Regions from separate parts of the Homo sapiens genome. Here region 1 is linked to region 2. A link is a loop called in an ENCODE intact Hi-C map of the cell type or tissue named here. Cell type or tissue: endothelial cell of umbilical vein. All regions are shown on one strand. Links, peaks and the distances in the headings refer to the core of each region. The heading gives the core; the rest is flanking DNA. Region 1 overlaps MIR99AHG (mir-99a-let-7c cluster host gene). Region 2 overlaps MIR99AHG (mir-99a-let-7c cluster host gene).

The links. Peaks named below come from ENCODE experiments on the same cell type or tissue, not always from the same donor. Only the 100,000 strongest peaks of a DNase experiment are listed, where the experiment ranks them.
Region 1: a loop joins it to region 2, with 2.1 times the contacts of the local background. A loop is called at or near these places in 13 of 110 quality-filtered maps.

Annotation. Positions count from the first base shown.
Region 1 is chr21:16,598,787-16,607,137 of GRCh38, forward strand. It overlaps MIR99AHG (mir-99a-let-7c cluster host gene), which reads left to right. Exons shown (of 10, transcript NR_136541.1): 7 at 8,208-8,301. Among named protein-coding and RNA genes, the nearest start is that of MIR125B2, 13 kb to the left of the region's middle. In endothelial cell of umbilical vein, for the core only: no CTCF peak of the experiment used is centred there; no DNase peak of the experiment used is centred there.
Region 2 is chr21:16,450,462-16,458,812 of GRCh38, forward strand. The region is part of intron 5 of MIR99AHG (mir-99a-let-7c cluster host gene); the gene reads left to right. Among named protein-coding and RNA genes, the nearest start is that of MIR99A, 84 kb to the right of the region's middle. In endothelial cell of umbilical vein, for the core only: no CTCF peak of the experiment used is centred there; a DNase peak (open chromatin) is centred at 4,040.

The DNA of each region.
Region 1 (8,351 bases), core at 271-8,270, 150 kb after region 2:
AAGACATTTCTTCTTTCCTGGTATTTTGTCTTGATCCCTCTCCAAGAGTGATCTAAGCTCAGTAAAGCCTTGGTCTTCTCGACACAATATTAATGGAAAATGTTAACCTTACCTATCTCTCTTTTTTAAGTATGGAGGGATTACCACAATGCCTTGTGATGATTTCTCTTCATCTTCATTGTTAGTCCTCAACTTTGTCTCAAATCATAATTTTAAACAGATAAACTTTGATTGTTAAATTCATTATTTTGTAAAGCCCTATGAACGAGTGAAATTACACACAGTTACAAACAGGATTCCCAACCCTTAAATCTTTTTATTCATCCTTCTATCCATCTACTCATTCATTCATAATCTATACAGAACATGATCCTACTGAGGTCATGAGTTCGAGACCAGCCCGACCAACATGGAAAAACCCCATCTCTACTAAAAATACAAAATTAGCCAGGCATGGTGGCACATGCCTGTAATCCCAGCTACTCGGGAGGCTGAGGCAGGAGAATCGCTTGAACCCAGGAGGCAGAGGGTGTGGTGAGCCGAGATTGCGCCATTGCACTCCAGCCTGGGCAACAAGAGCAAAACTCCATCAAAAAAAAAAAAAAAGAAAAAGAAAAAGAAAAAGAAAAAAGAACACGATCCTATGCTACGTAGGTGGGAAATACAAAATAAAATTAGAATTCTTTCTTTACAAAATACGTTCTTATGAGAATTTGTTTAAAAAACAAAAAAGTTATCAAGTCAGAAAGTGATCTATCCACAAAGGAGATGTAAACACAACGTTCTGATGTTTTGGGATTCTAGAAAAGGCATTTTTTGTTGTTGTTTTTTTTTTTGGTTGTTTGTTTTTTTGATGGAGTCGCTCTGTCACCCAGGCTAGAGTGCAGTGGCACGATCTTGGCTCCCTTCAACCTCTGCCTCCTGAGTTCAAGCGAGTCTCCTGCTTCAGCCTCCAGAGTAGCTGGGACTACAGGCTCCCACCACCACACCTGGCTAATTTTTTGTATTTTTAGTAGAGATGGGGTTTCACCGTGTTAGCCAGGATGGTCTCGATCTCCTGACCTCATGATCCGCCTGCCTCGGCCTCCCAAAGTGCTGGGTTTACAGGCGTGAGCCACCGCGCTGGGCCTGAAAAGTCATTTATTTTAGTCATTGAAAATCAAGGACAATTCCTTGGTGGAGGCTGCATTTAGCTGGTCCCTAGATAGGAAGGATTTCTAGAGAAAGTGATGGAAGGGCTTGGGTTTCTGGGAGACTATACAGTATATACAAATGTGCAGGAACAGGAAAGCTGGGCTATGTTTGGCAATGAATGTTGTTGCAAAGTTAGGTGCATTGTTGGAAAGTTAGTAATTGAGTGCCTAATAAAAAGTAAGCTGAAATCAGTTGATGGAGTAGCTACAGAGTTCAGGGAGGTTGTCCTGGGGATTGTGCAATTTTACAATGGAGTAGGCACTGAGGACCTTTTAAATATTTGGGGACAGACGCAAGGATGTAAAGTGCAAGATTAATCTGTTTCCAGTCAATATGGCTTAATACTCCAATCCAGAGGACCTGTCAGAATTACTGAGCAAGCTTTATGTAGACACACCATTTTTCCTACCCCTTAAATTCTGACTCACTAGGTCTGGGGTAGAGAATGTGCAGGTGTGTTTTGTAAAAGCTCCTAGATGACTGGCTAACACACAAATTGAGAAAGAGTTGGATAGAGAATGCTGAAATGAGAAAATATAAGGGATTATTAGATAGAAATAAAGACTATTGCAATGTGTAGGAAGAACAAAAATGGAGATATAAACCAGGGTTTCCTAACATGAATTTCACATGCCCCTAGACTTTTGGGGTTTTATATTCCTATGAGAGTGCATGTAATATTTTGAGTGTATGTCTATTTTTTTTCTGGAAAAGGTGATCTAACCATGTATATAATATTTTCAAAGACTAAAATCACCCAAAATTAAGAACTACTAGGGCCAGTTAGTATGAAGTAAATGGGAGAAAGTTCATGAATCTACAATTGGAAGTATTTAATGACAGAGTAGATTGCATAGGGATGAAATTTGTGGCAAGAAAGAAAGGCAGAGAAGATTTCATAAAGTTTTTCTACCTGTTGATACTAAAAGAATTAGAATCATCATATTCCTTTTGTGAATTAGCATTAACTTCCTCTTACACTTGTATTTCAGTTAATAGAACTTTGATATTAGGCATGGTGTGAATGTGGCACCACAGGAAGTTGTTGAAGCAGTAGTGAAAAATTTAGAGATGACTACATAGCTTCAGAAATCATTCTTCTAGAAACATAGTTGAACACTTTTGAAGTTAGGGATCAGGTTGCTTCCATCTTGTTGCTCTAGTAGAAATGCAAGGAGAAAAATAAAGGCACTGCACTCCCTTTTAAGGAAACAATTTGGATTTTTATAAACAGAATCTACTATGTCCTTAGAACTTAATCACAAGTTACACAAAGTTTTGGAGCGGAGGGGTGCATGAAAATGCAGACTTAATTCTAGGTAGTTATTTACCCAGCTAAAAATCAGAAGAAAAAAAGCAGTAGATATTGAAGAAAAACTATCAACCTGTCATAGTGAACATCAACAATTTTGAAGCATCTGATAATAAATGAACCCAACCATAATATGAGGACATTTATCTCAACCTTCTCCTTAAATAATATATTTTGCTTAGAAAGATGTACAGATTTCTTTATAACATATCTTATGACACATTTTAACACCTGTCTTATACAGGTGATTCATATCCTGAAAAGATTAGAACACTTCCATGTTCAACTGGAAAGATAATATTACTGGTTGCAAATGCAGTTAAACCTATTCCAATGTTACTAAGCCTACTAGTCTTGAACCATTTTAAAACAATTTAAGATATTTTCACATTATCTAAAGATAACTAGGTTTTTTACAAAATAAAGTCTGGGGAAGGACAAAAGAAAAAGTAACAAACTCTTAGAGATCGATGATAGCAAATCTTCATTTTATAAAATTATAAAATGAAAAATTCCAGACTAAATAGAAAAACAAAAACAACTATTAGTCTCATCAGCCAGAGAATATCTCCTATTATCATACAATGTAAACTCATGTGCTCTATCTCTCTCCACCATCACATACATGCACTCAATATTTTTATAATCTTTTGTAACTTGTTTTTCAATTGTTATATACTGAATACTTTGCCACATATTATTTTATCATATGCTTATTATGTTATTGTTTTATGATACACTAATATAATTTATTTAACCAGTCAGCTCACAGGTGTACATTGAATTTACTTTCACCTTATTTTTAACTAATATAAACACTACTATGTTGATAAATACACATACATATAATTATATGTAGTGATTCCCTGGGTATATTCATTGGAACAGATGATAATGGCCTGAATGAAGGTGATGGCAGTGGGATTAGCAAGGCAAAGAGGGATCAGAGAAAATTTAGAAGGTAGAATTAACAGAGTCAAGTGATTGACTGTATAGTTGAATGATATCTGGAAAACTTAAACCAAAATAATTACCTCCTAACATTATGCTGTTGCTCTATTGTTCTCCGCTCATTTGATCTATAACATTTCTTTCTTTCATGGGAAGGAAGATGCAATCAAGAATAGAATAAACAGAAGATTTGAAGTGACTGGTAGATTATTTTTTAAACTTATAGCAAGTGTAATGAGCTCTAAACAAATTGGTCTGGTTTGGAAGAGATAGACTCACAAGAAAAAAAAATGGTTTTACTTTTAATTTCTAAAGTTCATGGCCAGAAATATTAGCCTAATCCTAGAGACCTGGATCATAGAACTTATCATAGTTAACTATCAAATAGAGAAGACTTTAGGATATGATCTGAAGGTAGTCATCCATCATATAGAACACCATGATACTTTCTAGACTGGGGTCAGTGAAGAGACTAGTGTCCTAGAGAGAGAAGAAAAAATTGAATATAGGCAAATATTCCTTATTTCACTCCTAGTTTTACACTAGTGGTCGTTAGTGTCCTAGAGAGAAAAGAGAAAATTGAATATAGGCAAATATTCCCTATTTCACTGCTAGTTTTACAACCTCTAGGGGAGGGAGTGAAAATCAGAGATGTGTAATTCCACCTTTATTATACACTAAATTCTCATACATTCTAGAATATTCTAGTCCATTTTAATATTGTAGATACAATAGTAATAACTATTGTTCTAGATTTTCTTTTCCTTTTCAAGATTCCTTGAAAACTGGAATCTTTTTTTCATGGAGCTTATCCAGGGGTAGCATAGGACATAGTCTTTTTTGTTTTTCCTAAGTTTCATTCAGACTTTACTTTTTCTTCTGTCTTTATGCAGATAATCAAGTACTTGATCCTTAGCAGATAGGCTCATTTATTCACTTAGTCAACAAATACATTAAATACCTTCCATATGGAAAGCAAATTATTTTAAGTTGTAAAATTAATTTCAGCTACAATTTATTGTATTACATTTTTTTAATGTTAATTGAACATATCAAGGCCTTTATGCGGGTTGGAGCATATGCTTCACACAGATCGCACTTAGTATTTTAAGATTATAATTAGAAATAAACAAAGCAGGCCAGGCGCAGTAACTTATGCCTGTAATCCTCGCACTTTGGGAGGCTGAGGCAGGTGGATCACCTGAGGTCAGGAGTTTGAGACCAGCCTGGCCAACATGGCGAAACTCCATCTCTACTAAAAATACAAAAATTAGCCAGGCGTGGTGGCGCATGACTCCCAGCTACTTGGGAGGCTGAGGCAGGAGAATTGCTTGAACCTGGGAGGCAGAGGTTGCAGTGAGCCAAGATCGCACCACTGCACTCCAGCTTGGGTGACAGCGAGACTTTTAAAAACAAACACACTACAACAACAGAACACAAAGCACAAACACACAGAGACACACCTACCCACAAGCCTGTAAGAAATATTGATGATGGTGCTAAAGAAAATGTGTGAAGAAACAGTTCAGAAAGACTGTCGTGGCACATCTTTTCAAAATCATTGACTAAACACACCAAGAGAAAAAAAAGAATGATTTATTTGTTAGTGCTTCTAGTATCTTTCCCAAGAATTCAAGTGGAACAGAGAATCCAGTGAAATTTGGTGCTTTGCATCATTACTAAACTCATATCTGCAAGGTAATCATGTGTGATAAGGCTAAAATGTAAAAGCATTTAAATCAATAGCTCTTTCAGATGTTCTTCTGATAAAATTGCTTCATTTACTTTCCTAACTAATTTATGTAAGTGAAAAGATTAAGAGAAAAACTAATATTAGGAGTAACAGGATCCAAAGAATGTATTGAACTTCATTGTTTTAGTTGGCATCTTTGCGAGCCTTTTAATGATCTGATCTCAGAAACATCTATCTTAGAAAGGGGTATACTTTCTGGCTTCATTTACTTGAAAATAAATTAAGTTAGGGTCATAAGCAGAGGTTAGGTTACTTCTACCTGGAAATTAATCAGAAATTTGATTTTGCCCTTTGTATTGCTTTTCTGCCCCCACATCTCAACACACCTTCTGTCGTACAATCCTAAAGCTCCCTTTCTTGCATCGTGGCAGTTTAAAGGAATTTGAAGTTGTGGATTTCCATATTTACATAATTATATACTGAATATATAATATAATAGGGTAGGGTAAAGTGTTTTTAAAAGATGTGACATCTTAAAGAAAATCCACAGATATCATAAGTGAGTCTAATTTATTGGCAAATTTCAGGCTATGTTCTTAGTCATATTTCTGCTAGAAGAAAACTACTTTCCATTTTGTGTTTTCTCATTTGCATTACTGCAAAGTTATTCATGCATATGAAAAGGATATTATTCATCTCTGTATTCCTTTCTCTCCTTATTCCAAACCCAATGATTTTATGAGTTATACATAAAGAAACACACTGCTATATCTATATGTTTATACATAGATATCTATGTGATTCAAATTTGGTATTACAGCTGGATAGCAACCCCAAGTGATAACATTATGTGCTACATGTGTCTTATTACATCATTAATGATATACCAAAATTGTCAAATATGTTGAAATCCAACAATTGTAACTGACAAGCTTTAGCATGATTTGCCTCCATTGGGAATGAAAAAGAGATAGAGGAATGTATTTCTGAATTCTTCCTCAAAGTGCATATGGCTGTACGATAAGCTCTTGTTTCTTACCTGCTAATATTTTTAGTGAGATGCTGTTGTCACAGTATTCATGGTAACTGGTTTCTGAAGTTTTTATGTGCATAAAGCCATATCATCTCCTAAATTGAAATTCCAGTGATATTCCAGAAGGAACTATGAAGGTGAACTGGCAAGAAGAAAGATGACCAACCTGACAGGGCTTTTTCCTTTCTCTAATGTTTGATTCTTCTTATCTCAATATCCCAAGGAAATTATTTCACTTGAAAGTTTAGGCAGAATCCGCAGAAAAAAAAATTTCTCTTTTCTACTCTCCAGTTCTACTCCTACCCCTTAGAAAAGCAAATGGTATTCCTTCAATTCTTGAAAGTTTTTCCTTAAAATATCTTGGCATTTGCAAGGCAGAGGAAAATAGGGTTGACAGTGAATTTCATGGACACAAACCTCATTCATGACAATGATGAGGTATTCAAGATTTCTCACCCTTTGTGTCCTGCTTTATGTGTATTTAGGGATGGCATGAAGGAGGAGAAAGAGGAAGCTTATACTTTTTTCTTTAAAATTAATTCCCATTTAGCCGTTAAAGAGTGGAATCGTTTTTAAGCCGGGAAGACATTGTATTTGCATTTTCCTTTTCAATAATTGTAGCAGATATGAAAGTGAATAGACAATGGCAGTCACATACAGAATAACCTGGTTTCCTAGATGGACCCACTTGTCGGAGATCAAACGGCTACAGCACATTTAGGGTTACACTCTCTTTCCCTTCCTCCTTATTCTCAACTGCAGTGGAGCTTGTTCCAAAGTTGCCATGGTAACACTATATCTGGCTGCTAGCTCTGTCGTAAGTTATTGAACTGAGACTGGCTTTTGGTTTAGCAGATAATTAGGTTCTGTCTCACAGGTTCATTTTCCTGTGACTGGGACGTGAATATGACCTACAGCTGGCCTCAATTTCAGTGTCACAGACAAAACTTTAACCCTTCCAAGCTCCTCTGGCACACTCCTAAGCACCGCTTGTGTGGTAGAGGAAGTCCAGTGTATGTCACCCATACCTTGAGGAGGATTACCAAGTCCTCATTTTATTTTTTATCTTTAGCATAACACTAAAGAAAATATAGTGAAGGTTGTACACATAGAGCATTTTCAAAATAAAAAATATAACAATGTGATATATAGTTATGTATTTTATATATACTACATGAAACTTTTTGTAGTCATATTATTTCCTTGAGTCTCTAATAATTTTTAAGTCACACTGAAATTTCTTCTGTTATAATTAGGAATCCACAGAATTTCAATTTCAAAACCTCTGTTCTCAGAAATATTAGGTGGGTACTTTTATTCTCAGCTTTGAGAACTGTCTGCCAGTTCATTGACACTCCTCTCTCTGCTCTTATATACCCTGAATTATAGCTGACATTAAAAGGTTCCATTGGAGTCACAGGCAGACCCATATGACAGGAAACACCGCTACCACTCTACTAAATGCCAAAATGCTCACTCAGGGCTTAAATCTTGCTGGCTTGGAAAACCAGCTACTTCTTTTGCATGTTGTATTTGGAAGATTTCAATCAGTTAAATAGCTGCCCTTTGTTTAAGACAAAGAAAGAAACATAACTTTGGGAACAGATATTGAATTCACAATATCCATGGCAACACAGAGAGCTGTGGAATTGCTAAGAGAAGATGTACCTTTGTATGTCAAACAATGGGAAAGACCTTCAAGGAAATCTGTTTAAAATTTTTAGTGTATGTCACCTAGAAGCTTAACATGAAAAGGTAAGAAAGGAATAGGGAGAGTTGAGTTTACCAGAATTAAAACATGAGTTAAAGGAATTCCATACCCTAATTGGCCGAAGGATCACCTAACCATGTTAATAGTGACAGGTAAAATTTGTGAAAGGGAAGATTAGAAGATTCAACAATTGCATATTGGACTTATGATGTGTGTGTGTATGTGTGTGTGTGCGTGTGCGCATGTGCACAGGCATATGTCCCGCATAGACTGTACTCTATTTTAATCCGTGCCTTTCATTCTCAAACTCTAGATGACAAGAGCACCTCAAAGGCAGCAGCCTCAAGGAGCAGCCATGGCCCCAGACTTGTCGCACGGATGCAGAAAACTTAATGGAGGAGGCTGAGGTCAGAATGGGAAGAGTTTTTAAAAAATAAAAAGGGGAGCTAATATGTGA
Region 2 (8,351 bases), core at 165-8,164:
TAATGTTTTGGAGGTTTCCCAAGACTTTCAAACTACTAATCTCACTTCTTAATATAAGGTAGAGCAAGATTCTGAAAAGTCTTTGAGTTTTTAGTTTTGCTAAAGCTGTTGTTTCAACTGAGCCTAGGTTATACAATTGTTAGGCTGAGGTCTCATCAAATAACTGAACAAATGGACTAATGAAAGCACCTCATATCTATAATTATCCACAGAACACAAAGGAAAAGAATGGGTAATTTCACTGTCTATATTACATTGGGCTGGTACTTTTGTTGTGAAGCTGGAATATTGAAGATGCAGTGTAATAATTCAGAGGTTATTTATATATCCTTTAAGACTGATACTATCTGTACATTGCACATTGGCATTTATTTCTACAGATTTATTTTGGTGTAGCTGGTATGGGAGCCATAAAGTACCAGTGTTCATTTTTCCAGGGATGAAATCAGAAGAGTGTTAGAGAATGGTCTTCTTCCTCAAGCTATCAGTGTGAATCTCTGAGATAACTAGAGTCTGAAAAAGAAGTTCAAATCTGTCTTAATTTTTCAGGCCAGGATTTCTCTACAAAACTAATCTTCAATTTAGATAGATATATGACCCTTGATTTTCTTTCATAATGTTTATAAACGTAGAGCCTCTTTTGTAATTTTTTCAGAACTCCTCACCTTATGCTATTGGGGACAAAGCAAAAGTCAGGAAAATTAGACTAATTTGGAAAATGACCACGTTACTATTGCTCTGGAGTAGGACACAGTTGGAGTTTATCACCAAGTCATTTTATGTCCCCTAGTAATGTTCCCATCTCCCAAATCCTCTGCTAATATTCCTGTATCTTTCAGAGAAGAGAGAAGCAACTCTATAGAAGAATTATCAGCAAAATTGCTCTATGCAACGAAAGTATCTTAATCCACTGAAAGTAAAGCAAATCTTGTCAGTTTCTACTTTGATTTAGAAGATTAAAAAAAACAAACAAAGTTATACATAACAGATATTAATGTTAATGAAAGGAAGAATTACAAGCTCTTTCTGTAATTTGGAATGATATGAAATGTCTGACCATTATTTTGTTATAATTCTTTACTATAAATAAGACTAAAGGAGGATCAAAAAATTTTTCACTTAAGAAGTAATCATACATTTCTATAAATATTTAAATATCAATTAAAGTACAGGTGTTTTGCTATTCAACAGATGCCTTATAAGGACATATACAACACAACTGCATTCATTTCAGGGTTTTGAATGTGTCAAAAATGTCCTGGTACCTTGCTCAGTAGTTACAACTAGTAAACTGATTTTCACAAAGATCTGAGTCAAGGTTGTTGTTACCAGATCCTTGTTCAAAGACACCAGATACTGTAGTTATAATATATTATACACATTTCAGCAGTCTTTTAATTTAAGAAACTATTTTGAGCTGTACTTAGTGCAAAGGGCAAGCGATAGTGACTGTTACATTGTTTCTTTTAGAAACAAACATTGTAGGCAGGAACACACTAAATACAATTTTAAGCAATACTGGAACTAAATTTGGTCATGTATAATTATTTTTGAAACATTAGGTTGGTTAGTTGATGTTCTAGATTTACAATAAGCAGTGTCTATTAGAGAGAGTTTCAGGGTTTTTTATTTTACTGTGGAGGGAAAAGAAAATTTGGGGGTGCCTAAGTCCTGCTATGATCATAATTAGTTGTGTGATTGTAATCATAATTTTGAGAATAGTAATATATCAGTTACCACGTATTCCATATTTACTTGTGGCCAGGCATGTTGCTGTATACTTTAGATTGATGATGATGGGATTGAAAAACCAAAACTAGTATTATCTTAGACATTTTTCACATGCAGAAACCAGTTTCAAAAAATTAGGTAACATCCAAGGTTAAACTTCTACATAATTTAAATTTATTTCTAATAATGACTTCCTTTCTTTGTTAAGCTAAGTTTTTGAAAATCTGCTTTGATCATGCAATGTAATTGTGCTGTAATATGGCAGGGTAGAGTCAATTCTTTGGTCTTTCTGGATAATAGTAAGAAAATTACTCTAAACAGGGACATCTTTGGACTCTATCACTGAGTCCAGTGTAATTGGGAGCAACTTGGTAATGGGCTTTGATTGTACCTCGTTTTCTACATTGCTATAATGAACAGGACTGTGTATTTGATGAGAGTCACAATGGTATGATGAGATTGGAAAACATGATATTACAGATGCTGTCATATGCAAACCATGGCAGAAGTACTTAGTGAACAATGACTGTAAGCATTTTATGTTGCCTTTCATTGAAAATGTTTTATAAGAAAAAATTTTTGCATTCCATGAAGTGATGATGGAATAATTACATTTTCGATGACAAAATTGCGCAGCAAATACATCGCATAAAAGCTAAAGAGATGACTATAAAATTGAGTAAAGATGCCACCTTCTCTACATTTGTATATGTATGAGTACCTTCTCCAATGTTCTCTTTTTGTCTAATTGAACTGTGGGAAAGTGTAAATATCCACTGAGTTGAGTCAATATTAATGTGGTTCCTAGTTTCTATTTTTCATTTGAACTCAAGTTATTGAGAGGATGATGTTAAAGTCTCTAACTCATAGCTTTGACTTTAAAATAACTAAAAAAATTGTATATGCTCTAACTGTATTGAGTACCAACTCTGCTATATACTCTGCTTGAGACTTGAGGACAGAAATAAATGATTTCATATATTGGTTGAGATATACAAGTATATAATTGATTATCCAAGTTTTTTTACATGAAGTGTATGGTCTATAAATAGGTTTCAAGGCATTCACAGAACCCTAAAATTGTATGCAAATCACTTTCTGTCTATGGATGTGAACATTTTCATAGGCAAGGTGTTCATGGATTTCATCAGCTTTTTTAGATTCTCAAAAGGTTCATTATGTTAACAAAGTTAGAAGTTATTAAACCTCTTTCTCCTTGGCAATGGAAATAACCTAGTTTGAGGGGTATATGTTTTCATATGTGATGAAATTTTGGTTCAGAAGTTTCGTGACTTGCCTAAGGTCAAGTAATTGTTTAATGACAGATCTAGAATAAGAATAGTAAGTTGTCTTGTCACCTAGTCCAGGCTTGTTACCCACCATATAGTTTTTATCTCATTGACATTATCTCATTGTTTCTTCAAACGCTAGCCATATAGCCTGAAGCATTTGTTTTCTGCATTTTCCTATACTATTAAATGGAAACATCGCCTTTTATGTGCTTTCATGTTTAATAGGGAAAAATTCCAAATTGCATTAGAAAACCAAATCGTAATTCAGTTTTTATTTTGGCTCATTCTTTATAAGAAGCAAATGACAACCAGAATTTTCCAATGTAATTTCCCAGGGGAGACCTAGTCTCAGAACATTGTTTACCCAAATCACAGTATCTTCGACATCTAATGATCATTGATTATCACAATGATAAATCACAAAAGAAAAATTCCATTGTATTTACTGTATGCTCTACCATCTAGGGCAAGGGCATAAAGAAATGATTTTGGATACTTCAACAGAATTGGGACAAGATATTCTTGTTAAGCCTCTACATAGGTATTATTGTAAACCTGAGGAGTCCATTCTCCATGCATTCAAGTCATAGGTGCTCTGGTTTTCCTTTCTTTCTTTTTGGTTTTTTTTTTTTTTTTTTTTTTTTTTTTTTAATCACTGGGGTTTGGTATCTCTATGGAAATAATTAAAAACTCTCAGGAAAATGGCACTTCTCTGCTCTCAGTTCAAATGATAGTAAGTCAGTGCATTCTTATATGACTTCAGAAGCTCACTTTTAACAATGCATGTGTGTATATATGTGTGTGTATGTGTGTGTGTGGGTATACACTTGAAGGTTGATTAACTCATTTATAATTCATATATGAACACAGTACCAAAGCGTTTACTTATTTTTAATTAAAAATTGGAAGGCATGATCTTCTCACAAAAGGGAATGTATCACTCCTATTTTTTCATTAGGAGAGGAAAATTCATGCTACACTTTATGTGTTTATCTAACATTTTGTAATTCTGGGGCTGAAAAATAGAAGGAAATTAGGTCAGGGTTAGCCTTTATAAAAGACACTTTTACTCTGACATACCACTGGGTGGAGTACATTGCTAGCCCAGAGACTAATATTACTCTATTGAAAGGTAAGAATTTCTGTGCCAGAAGAAACTCCTGATCAGTTTTGAGGTTTTATGTATTGCTTCTAAAATCTGGACATGTTTAACAATGGCTAAGTGACTAGAATATAATACCAACATTGACTATGCTCTGGCATTATAACTTTCAAGTTTCAGTCCATCATCCCTACACCTTTGGGAGATATGCCTAGAAGACTCTGAGAGAATTATGTGGATGAAGGCCATTTTATATTCTAGTCAAAAGAGCAACTGCAGTTTGGTCTGAATTAGTGTTTTAACTCTACATGGAAAGGCATAAAGCTTCTTTTTGATAATGAAATCAAACTGTACCCAGGTATTGAATTTGACTTTTTATTTCATGTTGCTTTGATATAGCTTATTTTGGAGCTGAGCCTAATCTTATAATAAAATGAGCTTCTCTACGATGCCCTGTGGGACTATTATTGTCCATAGCATTTGCCTGAATTTGGCCTTCAGGACTTTATGAATGAGAATAATTTCCTAGTAGGCATTAGCTCTATATTATTTTCAGTTTCCCCCCATTCCCCTCTCCTCTCTTTAATTTTTTCTCTCTAAGTGCTGGGAAAAGGAACTCTACTAATCAAATCTAAAAATCTCCAACCTTAGAAATTTATTGTGCTTTAAATTTTATAATCTAATAAAATTGAGTCATTTTTACAGAACTATTTAGGATCTATAATTCTAAATATATGTCTTTATATTTCAAGTAAAGATTATGTTATATGAAAGAAAGAATTCTCACATTGATCATTCTTTTGCCTTGTTTCTTTTATTCCTTTAATTTCATTTTCCTGCTCACAGCACCCCTTTATTTTTTCTTAGCTTCCAGCTCTCAAACCTCGCCCTATAGCTTTTATGCTTCTAAACTTCCCCTCCTGCCCCATTTCCATTCTAAATGGAGTTCTCTTTCATCTTTTTTTTTAACAACCTCATATTCTGCACTTTACTTAATTTTTCTTCCCAACGCTATTAAAGATTCTTTATTTCTCCCTTCACCCAAGTATAGCATCTCATCTATTTCTCTATACTGAAGATGTGGTTTACCCAGGGGAGGAAGTTTCTCATGCACACTGCTCAGTGCTGGGATGATTTCAGTGGTGCCAGCATATTTTAACCACATCATTATCATGTAGTCCCAAAGCCTTGCTCACTGAAAACACCATCTTTAAAAGGATTTAGTTTCCATTAATCAATTTCAGAACTTGAAATTCAAGCACGGAAAGCATTTATTAGAATGTTCCCTACTTGTTCCCACATTCATTTCATTCTCTTGACTATCCAAGAAAAAGGAATTGTGCAAAGGTCTTTTCTCTCTCCGTGCTTACCTCTCCTTTCTATAACCCACCGAGCCCCCCAAGTCTATTCTTTCATACAGTAGTTAAATCAGAGCATGCGGCAGGAAGGCATTGTGTGAACTGGTGGCCACACAAGTACTTTGTATTCACTAGAGGTTTAGAAGTACAGCAGCTGCATATAAATATGCATAGTTGAGAGATTCATGATGGTGCCTCCTCATTCTAGTGCTGGTTGGCTGCAGTGCAGGCACTACAAATCAATGAACATTTTCCCCATCCATCAGCTGCTCGCTTGCAAGCAGACAAAACACTTACAATGCCAGAAACCCACAGAGAGCTCCTTAGTGAACGAAACCTCACTGTCACAAGATTCAAAATAGCCTTCTCCCTCCCACCCTCAACCTCCACAGCTCTCGACCTCAAATGTCTTTTTTTTGTTAATCCAACGTGGATCGCAAGTACTTAAAAAATGATGCCAGGAAAGAAACTGGAAAAACAGGAGCAATGATAGATCAGAGTTTTGAGGGTCCTCACATCACACTTGTCACAAAACAAAGGCTTCTTTGAGATTTAACCCTTTTAGAAAATAAAACCCATCATAAAGATGAATCTGCTTATGTTGACTGTACTGCTTTACAATTGTAGGGTTTGAGCGTTGAAGCATTTAAGTATGCAAAGCATTATGCCAAGCTGTGTCAGACATTTGTAATTTATCTATAGTTACTAGATGGCTTTGGGTATTGAAGGAATTATGATTGATGATATGAGAAGAATAAATCATAGATATATTTAACAGTAGAAATCATATTTCTCTCTTTGAGCAATTTTTTGCAGAGAACTCAGATGTATTTATATTGTGACAATTCATGTAGAAACTTTAATAAAGCTTAACGTCACTTAATAAAATTTCATATGCAATATATTAGTGAATCAAATGTATATTTCTTGGTGAAAAGATATACATTCATTACATCTTGAGAACAAGTCTATTTCTCATTTTTAGATAAACATTGGTAATAAAAATAGTTTATTCTTGTGTAGCATGAGCTATTAAACAATTTACAGTGCTTTATCTGACAACTTGCCAACCCATCTTCCAATAACAATAATAATAAATATAATTTTTCATTCATTTAGGTTTTCACTACTTTGTAAATACACACCATAGCACCATGATGCTATGTGATACATACTATATGATAATATCTGTAGTCCCTGTTTTTAAGATGTGAATGTTCTGATTGGGGATATAGGAAATACAGTTACAAAATGACCACGTGACTTTCAAGTGTTAGGAAAGTCTAGTTCAGTGTTCAGTACGTTGAAGATAGTAAATATTTTTTAAATGTATGACATTTATTTAAAACTTATCTATCCAGTTAATATGTTTTGTTACCATGTTAAAGCAAGGATAAAAACAAATATAGGCAAGATAATTATAATTATACTTAACTGTGGCTCAGAGAAGCTGACAGACATGTCCAAATTTTATTTGCATGTGTGCAGCAAAACCAAAATTTGAACTCCTGTCTGCTTAACTTCAGAGCTCATCCATTCACTTCTACTAAGCCATGTAGAATTACAAGGCAGAATGTGATAATTGCTCTAGTGGATCAGAAGAGGTAAAGATCGCTTCCAGCAGGGAGGACCAAAGAAGACATCATTAAGAAGGAGTAGCATTTGAGCAAGCCTTTGAAGAATGGGCACAGGAACAGAGGAAAAACTGCAGACAGGGGTTAGCATTGGTGAAACCTTATGACTCTGGAAAATGAGTTGCCAGGCAGATGAAGGACACCACTTTGAATGAAGTGGATGCCGTAAATAACACTACTATTTAAAGAATCGCCAGACGGACTTCTTAGTTATTAGAAATGGAATGCAAAAATAGACTTATATTTCAGGTTTCAAATGAAAGTCAGTTAAACTCTCTGGACCTCGGTTTCTTTGTTTCTAAAGTGAGGACTTGAACCTAAAAACCACTGAAGACTCCTCTTAGGAGGTCCATTTTGCAATACTTTCATTTTCATTTTTTTTCGGAATATAAAAATGTTAGTAGTAGTGAATTCAATGTGTAGTAATTATATAACCTGTATATATGTAATTCGTCTTAAAACAAAAAGTATACCTATGTATTTACATATTCTTTTAAAACAAAAAGTATACCTATGTATTTACATATTCATATCTCTATATACAAACAAGATATTTGCATTTGACTGGCTTATATAAGCTCTCAACTTCATTTCAAGAAGGCTTTTTTTTTGGCCGTGTATTTATCTCTAGTTTGCTTCTTAGTGTTTGAGTGCAAACTGATTCTTATAATAATTTAGTCAATACATAATAAGAAAGTATACATGTACTAAGCAAGTGATAAAGACAAGATTTGGGGATTATGTGCTCTCTCATGATATCTGTATATTTCAACCTTTGGAGGGGATGTGGAGACTGAAATATTATATATTAATTCATCAATATAATGGCAAATTTTTGTGATGTTCAAATGCTCTTGAGTAGATTCACAAATTCCACTTTTCTATCCTGTAACCCATGCAGAAGTCAAAGTAAGATTTTGGCAATGTTTATGAAATGAATGTGCGTGTGTGTGTATGTGTGTATACACTTGAATGTATATATACATATACATATATGTTCAAGTATATCAAATACATATACATATATACATTCAAATATATATGTATTTGAGACATATATATATCAAATCAATATAATGTGTATGTGTGTACATGCTTGCACATATATAGACAATTTGAGGAACCATAAGAACGTAAAAGATTAATACAATAATGCTTATTTTTTTCCTGACTTCAAAGCATTTTTTTCCATTAGTACTTTTTCTCTCTAATTTCCCTTTCCAAATAAGAAAAG